Regions from separate parts of the Mus musculus genome. Here region 2 is linked to region 1. Evidence: chromatin loops called from intact Hi-C (ENCODE). Cell type or tissue: gastrocnemius. All regions are shown on one strand.

Region 1 (2,500 bases):
AATTAAAATAAGTAGCACACAGCACATTATTCAACTGTTGACTGTGTGACCCCACCCCCACCCCCATTGATAAGCTGTGCCAAAACCATGAGTGGCATCATCCCATGGGCTAAGGACCTGAATGGAATTAAAGGGAAAGCAGACAATACTCATCATTTCACTTATTACCCTCTGACTGTGGGCAAGATGCGATCAGACACCTCCTGCTCCTGCAGTCAGACCTTCCCTGCCATGAAAGACTGTACACCCTAGGACTGTAAGCCAGCACACCCTCTCCTTCCAAAAGCTGCTTCTATCAGAGCAATAAGACAAGAAACTAGTAGTACAGTAAAAATGTCTCCTTTTCTGCTTTGCTTTTTAAGAACTCACTAAAGATCTTTGACTTCTGATCCTCCTGTCTGTACCTCCAGTCTGTAGGGACTACACACATATACCACCAACCCTGTTTTTAATACAGTATTAGGGACTGAACCCAGGGCTTCACACAGCACTTTAACCTGCTGAAGCATATCCTCAGTCCAGTAAAGACGTTTCTAGGGAGGGGGAGGTGGCTCAGTCCCTAGAGTGCTTGCCTGGTAAGCATAAAGACCGGAGTGTAACACACCCCCCCACCATTTTAAAAAGGAAAAAGCTGGAAGCTGGCTAGGTGGCTCAGTGGGTAAAGTATTTGCCCTACAAGCCTGATGACATGAGTCCTATACCCAGTCATGTCAAAGAAGAAGAGAAATCATAAGCACACATATGTGTATGCATGCAAACAAATATAGTATATTATATATACTATATATAAAGCCATATAATATACATATAAAGCCACACATAATGGTATGTGCTTGTAACCCCAGTGCTGGGAGGAAGAGACTGGTAGATCCTTAGTGCTCACTGGCTACCTAGCCTAGTACACATAATAAGTTCCAGATCATTTGGCACCTGAGGACAGCACCCAATAAATCATGTCACCAAAATTCACCTTTTACATTCAATTCTCTAGTCTAGACCTTATAGTCTCGTTTCATTCATCATATTCTGAAATTATTAATGGAATTATTTCTAAATCAGTCCCTACTCAGTACATTTCTGATTCTAGCGCCCAGGGCCCACACATGTGAAGCAAATAACCAGCTGAGCTGTCTAGCCCTAGACCCATCGTTTGAGCGTCTCCAATTAGTGATGGATGCTATTGTGCGCTTCAAACTCAGAAGTTCTCATTTTCTTCCACTGTTGCTGCTGAAAATCGAACCCAGGGGCCCACAAATGTTAGCCAAGCTTTCTACCAATGACCTAGCTCTTCAGTCCTAAATTCTCTCTGATGCCCCTTTGGGAAATTTGTTTCTTACCTGCCCTGGGATTCCAGCACCCTATTTAACCCCAATCCGTAATCATTTCTCTGTCAAAAGTCCCCATCCATCAAGTCTCCCAGATTCGAATTTTGGGTTTACTCCTACTGGCAATTTACACTCTGAAAAAGAAAGTGAAAGTCCTGAACGCTAGGCTGATCTGGAAAGCTGAGGCCACGCCTTCTCCCCAGCTGGACAGTCGCAGGACATCCCTCTAAGGGGCGTAGGTCCGGTGTTCAGGAGCCGCAGCCACGGTCCCGCCCCGCCGCGCCCCACCTAACCCGGCTGCGCCTGGAGCGGAAGCACCAAGGCTGGAACGCTGGCTGCGGAGCACGGAGGAGGGGACCATCCGACACCAGGAAGGGCCAGGCGGGATCTCCGAGCAGGTGCGTGGGTACCCCAGGAGGCTGTCTGACAGCCCGAGGGTCCCCGGTAGTCTCTGGTGGTCTTGACCTTCTGAGGCCTGGCTCAGGGTCAGCGGCCCTAGGAGGGGAGTGCCAGGGGAGGGGAGGTCAATGTTGACTGCGCCATCAGACCCACTGCTGTTTTGGGAAAATAACTGCAACAGAACGCAACATTTCTTTACTTTCTGAAAGTTGAGGAAACTTTTGGTAGAAGAAAATAACTCATTGAGGTCTGGAGTTGAAATTTAGCCGAATCTGACTAAGCTCCGGGTCCTATTAAGACAAAAAATAAGTAAAAAAGATGGGGTGAGTTAATTTGCAGTTTTAGCCAAGACTGGGAATAGAGAAATTCTTAGTCTGTCTAGGCCTTACCTATGGCAGTTACAATTTATGTTAATGAAAAAGGGGAAGGCCAGGAAATCCGCCCCACGTAGATTTGTCCTTAGGTTGGATTTATGCCTCTGTCCTACTAAAGGTACTTCCGGTGCTATGGCTATTCTTGGTTGTTAAATTGACGCACCTGGAAAAAAATGAACCTCAATTGAGAAATCGCCTCCGTCAAATTGACCTCTGGGGTGTGTCTGCAGAGCATTTTCTTGATTGCTAACTGAAGGAAGAGAGCTTAGCCCACTGTAGGCACCGCTTCTGGGCAGGTGGTCCTGGATTGTATGAGGTGAGCAGAAACAGAAAGCAAGCCAGTAAACTGCGTTCTTCCTTGACCACTAATTAATCTACTCACTTTACATGCCAATCACAGCC
Region 2 (2,500 bases), 200 kb before region 1:
GATTGTCCCCAAAGCATCCTTCTCCCCTCCTGCTAGGTTACCCTGTCACTGACGGCAAAGCGGATGGCTAAGAAGAACTGCTTGGTAAAGAACCTGGAGGCCGTGGAGACGCTTGGCTCCACCTCCATCATCTGCTCAGATAAGACAGGGACCCTCACCCAGAACAGGATGACTGTGGCCCACTTGTGGTTTGACAACCAGATCTTTGTGGCTGATACAAGTGAAAACCAGACAAGTGAGTTTTGTGGAGCATCCAAACCCAAAGACAAGGACCCAAGCAAACGGGCTCTCTGGTCTTACCTGAAGGGTGTGACTAGGGCCTGTCAGACCCATCGCCCACATTAACCACTGTTCTTTCTCTGTGTCCAGAACAAGCCTTTGACCAAAGCTCTGGAACCTGGGCTTCCTTGTCCAAGATAATAACACTGTGTAACCGAGCAGAGTTCAGGCCAGGCCAGGAGAGTGTCCCCATCATGAAGGTAAGGCTGCTGCCACTCTAGGTCTTATGTCGCAGGCTGTACGAGGTCACTCTGTGCTCTACTTGCTTGATTTAGTCTCTTCCACTGGGCAAAGTTTGCTCTGGCAAGAGCAAATCTGACTCCGGAGATGAGCAGAAGGTCTCCTTCGCTCCATCTATCACTGAAAAGTTACAAGGATGTTTGTCAGAAATCCAAATTCCTTTTCATTCCCAGAATGTGTCTTGAACTTGATTTCCTGACTGCTGGAAGCTAGGTGGACATAATTAGAGTTCCTTGATGCCCAAATGTTATTTGCTGAACCACAAAATACAGTTGGATAGAAATAAGAGGTCTGATCTTACATAGCACATCCTCCTCTTGACTAGAATACAGGATGTCACGTGGTCTTGGAACACTGAATAAGAACCACACTCCTACTTTCTTCTCTCCCTCTCTCCCTCTCTCCCTCCCTCCCCTCTCTTCTCCTCTCCTCTCTTTCCCCCTCCCTTCCCTCTCCCTGCCCCCCACAAAGCTGATTTGTCCCTCTGTTATTTCTGTGCCCAGTCTGACTTCCAGTCTACAGGATGCCAAAATGTTCACACTGACATAGTCATTCTCCTTGTCTTTGGGCCAAAGGCTTTGGAGATTATCTTTGATTTTCTTCTACCTAGTGAGCCACCAAGTCCTCCCATTGTAGGTTTGAAATATACACAATTTCACACTTCTATTATGATCAGTTCTTGCATCTAAGTTGCCAGACAGCCTCCCGCCGACCTCTCCACCTCTCGCCGGCCTCCCCTGCTTTTAGCCTTCCTTTCCATCTTTTTCATCTGCCACTAATTTTTTAAATACTGATTAGTTTTACCTACATCAAAGTTTGCATAATTTTTTTCTGTGAGTCCCTGTTTTCTGCTACGTGAGTTTTGATGGCAGACTGCTTACTGTCTTACCACACACCCCTGGCAGTGCATTCTAGAAGACTTTCCCCCCCACCCCCCCTGAATATCTGTCTCCTAGTCATATAGACCATAGCTCAGGAAGCCCCATTACACAATAGAGCTCCCGCTTGTGCAAACTTCTATCATGCCTGTAGGTGGCGCCATTGCTTCATGTTCTTACATGCAATCCTGCAATCGCCGAGAGCCACTCGGTGGTGACTTTGTCTTTTCAGCTAGGCCATAAGCTTAGTCAATGTTGTTGGTGTGTTAAAGGCAAGTTGGTTTGTTGAAAACAGTCACAAAAGAACTAGGGGGCTGATGTGCTGTTAATGTTTATCTCTTGATTCCCAGAGAGTTGTGGTTGGAGATGCCTCAGAAACTGCTCTGCTAAAGTTCTCAGAGGTTATTTTGGGTGATGTGATGGACATTAGGAAAAGAAACCACAAAGTAGCTGAGATTCCTTTTAATTCTACCAACAAATTTCAGGTGAGTTTCCCCTCACAACTGACAATCTTTGTTTGTCACTAGAACAACACAACTTCTGTACTCATCCATTTGTGAATCTATACTCTAGACCAGACCTGGCTTCAAAGACCTTGGAGGGGTGGGAGATGTGGGCACGAGTATTGGCCAAACCAGGTCAGGTTTGCCAGTGGTGTCGTTGTTCTCCTCCTCTTCCTCCTCCTCCTCCTCCTCCTCTTTTCTAATCATGACTGTCCTCTTCAGTTCTGACCCATAACTTGTCTGCCCAGTTTCCTACTGCAGATGGCATTTCCTGCAGAGTGCCAGGCTACGAGTGAGGGGTGTGACTTGGGCTTTGAATAATAAATGTAGCCATGGTAGGTGATGCCAGCACACCTCACTCTAGAGCTTTTTCTTGGTGGTGCTGGGGTTTGAAGCATGGGGTCTCACGTGTGCTAAGCAAACTCTGCCACTGAGCTCTGCCCTGCCATTCAGAGAAGGAAGGACAATGGTAATCAACACAGGAGGCACAGGAGGCGCTTTGGTTAGGGTTAGGTTGGGTTGGGTTAAGTTTTGATTTAATTGGTTGACTTGATGTTTTTTCTTGGAAAAAAAAAACCTGACAAACCTATTTTCTTTCTA

What was found. Hi-C counts contacts between places; a loop is a spot of excess contacts. Peaks named below come from ENCODE experiments on the same cell type or tissue, not always from the same donor. Only the 100,000 strongest peaks of a DNase experiment are listed, where the experiment ranks them.
Region 2: a loop joins it to region 1, with 2.7 times the contacts of the local background. A loop is called at or near these places in 3 of 42 quality-filtered maps.

Annotation. Positions count from the first base shown.
Region 1 is chr14:56,574,008-56,576,507 of GRCm38, forward strand. It overlaps Parp4 (poly (ADP-ribose) polymerase family, member 4), which reads left to right and starts at 1,612. Exons shown (of 35, transcript NM_001145978.2): 1 at 1,612-1,723. It also overlaps a transcript of Cenpj not described here. In gastrocnemius, a CTCF peak has its summit at 1,519; a DNase peak (open chromatin) is centred at 1,648; H3K4me3 peaks cover 1,702 bases; H3K27ac peaks cover 1,528 bases.
Region 2 is chr14:56,374,391-56,376,890 of GRCm38, forward strand. Atp12a (ATPase, H+/K+ transporting, nongastric, alpha polypeptide) reads left to right here. Exons shown (of 23, transcript NM_138652.2): 9 at 37-235; 10 at 370-479; 11 at 1,748-1,882. Among named protein-coding and RNA genes, the nearest start is that of Atp12a, 11 kb to the left of the region's middle. In gastrocnemius, a CTCF peak has its summit at 1,553 (motif pointing right); a DNase peak (open chromatin) is centred at 1,557.